Linked DNA regions of Homo sapiens: region 2 is linked to region 1. Evidence: chromatin loops called from intact Hi-C (ENCODE). Cell type or tissue: prostate gland. All regions are shown on one strand. Each heading gives the region's core, and the rest is flanking DNA. Links, peaks and the distances in the headings are about the cores only.

Region 1 (4,395 bases), core at 215-4,214:
AGTATTAAAATACAAGGCAATAACAACATAAGTTAAAAGGAGGGATAAGTGGAGTTAAAGGTCTTTGCATTATCTATGAGAAAGATACAGGTAAACATTAATGCTAATAACTTTTTACCAACACATCCCCTAAACACATCCTCTTAGGAAGTTTAGGTAGAAAAACTTCCATCTCTCCTCTTTCCATTGTTTCTTCTGTCAAATCAAAGTAGAGTCACTCATTTACTAGCATCACTGGGCAGCAAGGTGCTACATGTCTCTAATAAATCCCTCCTTAAAGTATTTATAAGACAGCCAGGCATGGTGGTTTACACCTGTAATCCCAGTGCTTTGAGAGGCTAAGGCAGGAGGATCACTTGAGCCCAGGAGTTCAAGACCAGCCTGGGCAACAAAGCGAGACCCTGTCCCTACAAAAAAATAAATTAATTAATTAATATAAATAAATAAAAATTAGCTGGGTGTGGTGGCTTGTCCCCGTAGTTCCAGCTACTGGGGAGGCTGAAGTGGGAGTATCATTTGGACCCAGGAGATCGTGGCTGCAGTGAGCCATGATCATGCCACTATATTCTAGCCTGGGTGACACAGCAAGAACCTGTCTCAGAAAAAAAAAAAAAAATCTATAAGGGTACTAACCAGTTCCAAATCATCCATCCCCTTACTTTTCACTGCTAGGGGGACCAACCATCCCCCGCTCCCCCTAGTTTGCTGGGGACTGAGTAAGTTCCTGGGATGTGGGACTTTTCAGTGCTAAAACTGAGAAAGTCCAAGTTGTCACTCTACTTCCAATACCCCACAGTAGTGAAACAAGCTGAGTGGAACTTAGGTAGTTCTTCTCTTTACCATTCACTTCTAGTGAGGTCACTTCTAATGACCCAGTGAGCAGGTCACTTAATGAACCTGAACTCATTAAAATTAAGTGCACAGCCTCACCTACAGGAGTCATTTACAATTGCTCCCCCAAATGATGCCTGAAAGCACACAAACTCCTTGGTTCCTCAAAGGTGCAGTGTGTCAACAAGTTAACTGAAATAGAAGAACTCATGGATATCTTGTCTGCCTCTGTTCTCTTGCTTTTAGATCCCAGTGTCCTACTAACTAATACCAGTATGTAGCACAGAAACAAAATCTATTTTAATCTAAGAGAACTGGGAAACTTCCAAAGAGCACTGACCTGAAAAATCTTGACAGAGCAGAGGAAATTGATTTTCTACCAAAGCCATGCAGAGGATTAGACTCAGATTTAGGCCAGTAAAAGATTTACATTCCACCCAGGTCCCAATATAACATGATGCACAGATAAAAACACACTCGTGAGCTGACAGAGCCGACACATATTAGAAAGTCCAAATTAAAAGTCAGCTTTTAAGAATGCTAGTCCCAAAGGTAAAAGCACAATATATAAGTTGCATTAAAATTGCAGTGATGGAGCATAGCATAATGAGTCTTTGAAATGGATTTTCAAAATTAATTTTTATCCTCATCCTGGCCTCTTTTCAAAAAAATTTCCCAAAAAACCTCAGGATTGGAAAATAGCACCAGTCATGCATTTATAATGATCAAAATAAATTCTTAAGATTGATAATGAATAAAATTACAAAAACCTCCAGCTTCCTGACTTTCAGATCTTAAGCAACAACTCCACCTCCATGCCACTACCCACACAGACAACTGTATGACTATACCTTGTTTTCATTATAACCTCTATTAATAATGCTAAGAACCCCCGTACACAGCTGTGTTTAAAACCAAAAGTTGTATTAATGACCAGACCAGCTTGACCTTGATTGATCTGGGTATCTACACTGGACAGAGTAAAATGAGAAAGCAAGTCTGCCCATCAGGAGGCCACCTATTCTGACTACAGTGAAAATTAAAATTAAAGCTATCTCTTTCACATTGCTCTGCACTTTTGCAAATTTTCTTCAAATCGTGGATTTTTTTCAGTCTTCTCTATATCTAAGAAAAGAAATATGATGCACAGGATGTCAAGTCAACAGATAAAGCCAGGAAAAGCTATCCCTGTGTAAATGAAGCATGATATTGGGACAGCAGGAGTCAAGAACATAAGTGAGTGAGCCAGTCTCTGTGTAAAATTGGTCACAACCAACTGAACACAGTTTTGAAAGAAAAAAGGAAAATAGTTGAAGGAAGCACAAAGCTCTAAGCCAATGCAAACAACAGTGGTTAAAAAGTGATGGGTTGATTCCTGAAGTGCAAACGTTTATTTCATGGTTGCACGATTAGACACAGTAAATCCATATACCTCTGTACCTAGCCAGGACCCTACTTTTATTCCCAAAAGCTCAAAATCAAGTGTAATAAACAAAAGTATAGTTAAACTGTTTCAGGAAGATTTCCTGTTAACATCTTCAAGTTTCATAGAAATCTAATTTAACGTTGAAGATATACAGAGAAAAAAAAAACCTCAATTCTTAATTTGTATAAACTGAGCCCCTTTCTAAGAGCCACTCAAATTGATGTGTACCACACATTAACTGGAAGGGGATGCCTCCCAGCAATAGCTGAATGAAAAAATGAAGGGCTCCTGAAAGAAGTCTCCGTGGAAACTGCACAGTCCTTGCATCTACCATTCACCTTATACTCTGGCTGGCATTCAAGCACATCAAACCAGCAATAAAAACATCAGAAAGTTGGGTGGACTTTGGCAAATGAAGAATTCAGTGTTTGGTACAAGGAGATTTTCCAGGAAAAAAAAAAAAGTACATCAGACCAAACTTTTCAGGATTCAAGAAGCCTCAGCTAGTCAAACCTATTTAAAAAAAAAATTCCCCAATGAAGTATCTGTACCACGGCCTTTATTTTACCCATTCAGTAAGTGTTTACAAAAGCCAATTTGTATTTTCACTCACATTCTAAATGATTTAAGTATCTTAAAGTACAAAACAGGTGTTTGGAATATTAGAATATGAAAAGGAAATATAATTCATAATTTTGTAACTATGGCAAATGAGGATCATTAACATGTAGTAACCAGCCTCCATGATGGCCCCCAGTGATTTCCATCTCATAGTATTCTTGATGCCCTTGTATCATCCTCTCCCACATTATATCAGGGTTGTGTATGTGACCAATAGAAAAGAGCAGAAGTGATCATCTGTGACTTCTAAGGCTAGGTCACAAAAGATATTGTGGCTTCTGCCTTGCTGTCTCTCTGAGATCCCTCACTCTGAAGGAGGCCAGCTGCCATGTCATGATGACAATCAAGCAACCCTAAAGAGAGACCCACATGGTGAGGAACTGAGGCCTCCCACCAACAGCCCTGTGAGTGCACCACAATGGAAGTGGATCTTCCTGCTCCAATCAGGTCTTCAGATCGCTGCAGCCCTGGAAGACAACTTGTTTGCAATCTCCATAGAGATCCTGAGCCAGAACCACCCAGCTTAGCTTCCCCTAAATTACTGATTCTCAAAACTATGTCAGACAATAACTGTTTGTTGTGTTAAAGTGCTAAGTTTTGAGGTAACCTGTTATACAGCAATAGATAACTAATACAACACATAATTGTTAGAAATCAGGTATTACCTTCATTTCTCTATGTTAAAGTCACTGCTAAAGAGGTAGTATAGCAGTGTGGAAAGAAGAGGGTTCTGGAGGCAAACAGATGTGCTTCGAATTCTAGGCCCACCACTTATAAGCCATGTGATCTTGGTCAAATTACTTAACTTCAGTGCCTCAATGTCTTCATCAAAAACAAAATGGAGGGCCGGGCATGGTGGCTCATGCCTGTAATCCCAGCACTTTGGGAGGCCAAGGCTGGGGGATCACAGGAGGCCAAAAGTTAAGAGACCAGCCTGGCCAACATAGCGAAATCCCATCTCTACTGAAAATACAAAACATTAACTGGGCATGGTGGCGCATGCCTGTAATCCCAGCTACTCAGGAGGCTGAGGCAGGAGAATTGCTTGAATTCAGGAGGTGGAGGTTGCAGTGAGACAAGATCGCACCACTGCACTCCAGTCTGGGCAACACAGTGAGATCCTGTCTCAAAACAAAACAAAACAAAACAAAACAAAATGGAGGTAAGGAATATCAGTTTCAGAGAATATCTGTAAAAATTCAAAACACATACAAAGAGCCTGGTGCCAAACAGGCATCTAATGTTAGTTCTCCCCCTTTTTTAAAGGGTATATGATTCTGCTAAAAACGAGCCTTGATTTATAAACACAACTACAATTAAACTGAATACTGAACCCTAGGGAAGTTGGAAAAGACCCACAAATGCAAGGGAAGACCTCAGAGCCATTGCCAAGCTCTGTCACATAATTACCAAAAAAAGACCACCCTGTGTGCTGTATTTTATATATTTTTTTTCCATTTAATCTTCTCAACACCCTATCTTAACCAGGATAAACTAGGTTATACTAAAGCAGGGTT
Region 2 (4,395 bases), core at 87-4,086, 47 kb before region 1:
AATGATACAAAAGAAACAGGCAACCCTGGTTGCCTCTGAGATGGGAAACCAATAATGATCAGACGCCCATCCCTCTGGCTGAGTTGCACACATAAATGAGCTGACAAGCAATAGATCTTTTTCTTTTTAAGAATGAAAAAAAAAGGAAACATCGCATATACAAGAAAATATCAGAAAACACTTACGTTTCACGTTCTTAATGGGGAAAAAAGCATAGATGAATTGAGACAAAGGAGAAAACAAAGAAGGCAAAAGTGAGGGTGAAGAGTAAGGCTCCCACGCAGAGAACACTGACCATCCGGGAAATGGCCAGAGAGTGGAGGGAAAGCGGCAGTGAGCTGCTGTGGCCGAGGAGGTAGGCGAGGGCCAGACAGCAACATGGATGACATGTTAAGAGCCATGGGCAGAGAGGGACAGGCTTCAATCAAGTCAGCAGGATGATTAGATTTGTGTTTTTAAGATTGTTTTTGTGTGCAATGAGAATAATGAATTGGAAGAAGGCAAGGGTGGAAGCAAGAAGAAACAAGAGAGAGGCTAATACAATACAATCAGTGAAAAGGATAATGGCCTGAACGAAGAAGTACAGAGGCATGGACAGACACAAGCTATTTGAAAAGTGGTATGGTCAGGACTTGGGGACTGAACAGGCATAAGGAGAGAAAGAGAAGTCAAAGACAATGACCAGCATTCTGGCCTGTGCTGATGGGTGGGTGGAGCTAGGAGTGGAAGAGTGAAAGCTGATTTTATGAGAAAGACATGTCAGCTGAAAGTGACAGTGGAACATTAGAGTGAAGATGTCTGGCAGATGGTGCTATGTGGTCATGAGCATCCACACATCTAAAGAGTAAGTAGAGTGAGAAGTAGGCCCAGCAGTCTCCAGCATAACAAGGGGAGGGCAGAGGAAGGAGGATTGAAACAAATGAGGCAGGGGCAGCCATAGAAGCATGAGGAAAACCAGGAGAGCAGGCATAATGGACACCAAATGATGAGAGCATTTCGAGAAGATGGTCAGTGTCCACAGCTGCCAAGGAGACAATAAAGACAACGGCTTAACATAAAGTTTCTCATGACCCTGGCAAAAACAGAGGCAGCTGAGAACAGTAGGAATAAAGCGTGCAATTCTAAATCTTTTGCCAGCAAAATTACAAATGACTACATCATCTAGATGTTGAGGGTAATTTGTGAAAAACAAACCACAAAACAACATCTAAACATATGATAACAGATGAAGCAGAAAATAAGTCTTATAATTTCTTTACAAAGCACTATCAATCATCTACCAACATAGGATATGCTTAGTGTCTGAAATTTCAAAGGGAAAAAAATCCAACACCCGAACAAAAGTGAAATTCCTAAAATAGTAAGCAAAAAGACAAATCATTCCAATGTTTAGGCACTGGATTGGCATAAGCACCTCTAAAATGCCAACACCATGGGTTGCAACAGCACTGGCTGGGAGTCCCTAAAGGCTTCCCCCAGGACCCAGAGGACATGCCCCCTTGTAATCAGGCAGGAAGAACTTGAATACAAGGCCAGAGAACTAGTTAGAAGAGAAAGAAGGTTGCCATCGGCACATCAACGTGACAACATGAGGGGGATTAGTCACCCCAGCCTAGGCCTAGCACCATGCCCAGTAAACATTAATCCCTTATCACCAAGAACCTTCACTTCAAATCCCCTCATCTACATGACTAATCCAGGTTGGCATTTTGCTTTCTGGAACACGGAGTCCAGCCAAACCAAGTTAACAGGCATAAGAAGGAAACCTAAGAACAGAGGAAAGAAAAACACACCAGCCATGAAAACCACAGACACATTAAGAGAATCGGACTGTTGCTGATTGTTACAATGGGCTGTTAAATCCATTCGAAGTCATTTGTATTACAGAAAAGAGAAGGAACTTGCCCAAGGTCACACAGAGTTTTGCTGGACTTGGGCGAGCACCTGTCTGGTTTTTTCTGCACTATACCATGAGACCTTCTGATAGCCAATTGCTGCCAAATACCTATGTCCAGCCTAAGCTCTCTCCCAAGCTCCAGACCCATGTAATCTACCAGTTCTTCAACAGCTTCTCTGGACTATCTCAAAACCTCAGTTCCTGACATCAAACACTGAACCTGTGATCTTTCCCCAGTGCCAGTATTTCATCTAGGGCTTCCTAGCTCAACAGGTGACACCACCATCTATCTGGTTCCTGAGCCAGAGACTGAGGAACCTTGACCAGTGTTTGAACTCCAGCCCTGCCACTTCCTAGCTGTGAACTTGGGCAAATTAAATAAGGTCTCTAAACCTCAGGTTCTGACATCTGAAAATGGGATAACAACACTAATTATTTCATAAGATAGCTGTGGGCACTGAAAGAGATAATGTTCATAAAATGGCAAACCCATAGGAAATGTCTTTGTATATGCGGTTCCCTCCATCTTGTCACCTTGCTCCCGCACTCCCACCCTGTCACCTGGATAACACCCATGTACCCTTATTCCAACTCGAATGTTGCTCCCCCACCAGAAGCCTTCTTTGATCAGCCCCTGCCCCTCAAGGCTAGGTCATACCCCATGCCCATTTTCATCCTTAAAGTACAGTGTAATTCCTACTGATATCCCATATCATAATTATACATTTACTTTGTGGTGGTTTGGTTAATGACCATCTCTCCAGTAGCTCCATGAGGGCAGAAACTGTTAGTGTTATACCTCATTTTTGTATTCTCAACACAGTGCCTGGCACTTAATAGGTGTTCACTAAATATTAGTTGAGTGAAGGGCTCATGAAGCATGTTTGTCAGCAGAAAAGGGAACATGGAGATTAGAAGAGAAGCCACAGGGTGCCAATCCAAATGAGCATCCATGCCCATGCCAGCCAGGGGCTAGGTAGAAAGGGTCTAGTGAGCCCAGTCACACTGCTGTAAAGCTCAGTATGCACTGGTAGTTTGACTATCATCCTAACCATTCAGGATCTGGCCTCTGTATTCCCAGGACACACTCTGTAGGAACCTACACAGCCACATTTTGGAGAGCTTAGGGATAAATCCCAGTCCTACTGATACCTTTTCTAACGTAAACCTCACTCCACAGTGGGTGTGATTCTCGTGTTTAAAGGCACATATTTTTGTACCACAGGATCTCTAAACACAGCCAACTACTACATCTGGAGCTCAGCTGAAGAAACAAATGTGTTTTCCAACTTGGGGATAAAACTGAGCTGTACTGGCCCTGGGAGCAAATGGCATATTGGTTCTCCAGTGTGGTATCAATAAGGGATTTTTCAAGAGTATTTTTTACTACACCCAACGTTTCTTTATGTAGCAACTCTAGAACCTAGCCTTCTTGTAATATGGGACTCTAATGTAGGACAAAGTAATGAAAGGAGCAGGTTTTGACATTGGACAGGCCTGGATTCAAATTCTGGCTCTGTCACTGACTAGTTATGAATGAAACCTTAAACCAGCTATTTGACCTCTCTCAACCACAGTCAACTCACTTATACTATTAGAAGCAGCAGTAACTAGATCTTATGGTTGTAGGAAGCATTAAATATAAAAAATAGCCTATGGCTAAATTATTATCTTTAAGAAATTATTTGTACACAGAGTCCCACCTTAGAAAATCAAGTTCTGCACCACATCTAACACAGTGCCCCATCCCCAGAAGGTATTCCATGAACCCCAGGACCTTCTTTAGACTTTGTTTATCCTATTCCAACCTAGCAGCCCACATCTTTATGGGAGTGTCTGACACCACCCTTCTATTCTGAGTAGAAGTGCCTGTGCAAAAATGTTCCTTATTCCCGAGTTAGATGACTGAAATGTTATACAAACTGCCCCACTTCCTCTTTAGTGTCAAATAGTAAACCTGCACACCCGCGCGTGCACACACACACACACACACACACACACACCCTTCTTTGAGAATATAACTTCCCCAGCACAGGACCCAGAGACACTACACAAGGCAACAGCTGCAGACAGAGAACAAAATAAGAGCTCTTTATCCAAAGGAAAACACTGCAGAAAGGGAAGCTGAAATTGTCTAAGCTGTGGTATAGCCAGAAGCTTTTGCCATAATATTTCTTTTGTATTTATTACATAAGGAAACAGCAGCTGCTGCCATTGTACAATAACTGTTCTCTTGGTCTAGGCACTGAGAGAGAATACAGAACTACTTCTGCCTTCCAAAAGTTTACCATGTAATTAGAGGCACAAAACAAATGGAAAACAGTTAACTATGCATTAAATGAGTAATAATAAAGAATAAGGCAGAGACAAGATGGGCTGCTTTAGAAAAAGTGAAGCTCTCCTGAAAGTGGTGGCTAATGATTAGATAGGTGAAGGCAGAGGGACATTTTAGATATACTAAAGATCAAGAAGCAGCCTAGTTTATTCTAGAGACACTG

Evidence for each region. A loop is a pair of places that touch in the nucleus more often than their neighbours do. Peaks named below come from ENCODE experiments on the same cell type or tissue, not always from the same donor. Only the 100,000 strongest peaks of a DNase experiment are listed, where the experiment ranks them.
Region 2: a loop joins it to region 1, with 2.1 times the contacts of the local background. A loop is called at or near these places in 1 of 110 quality-filtered maps.

What each region holds. Positions count from the first base shown.
Region 1 is chrX:16,983,132-16,987,526 of GRCh38, reverse strand. All of the region lies in intron 1 of REPS2 (RALBP1 associated Eps domain containing 2), which reads right to left. Among named protein-coding and RNA genes, the nearest start is that of REPS2, 39 kb to the right of the region's middle. In prostate gland, for the core only: no CTCF peak of the experiment used is centred there; no DNase peak of the experiment used is centred there.
Region 2 is chrX:17,029,820-17,034,214 of GRCh38, reverse strand. The region is part of intron 5 of REPS2 (RALBP1 associated Eps domain containing 2); the gene reads right to left. Among named protein-coding and RNA genes, the nearest start is that of REPS2, 85 kb to the right of the region's middle. In prostate gland, for the core only: no CTCF peak of the experiment used is centred there; a DNase peak (open chromatin) is centred at 1,704; H3K27ac peaks cover 1,321 bases.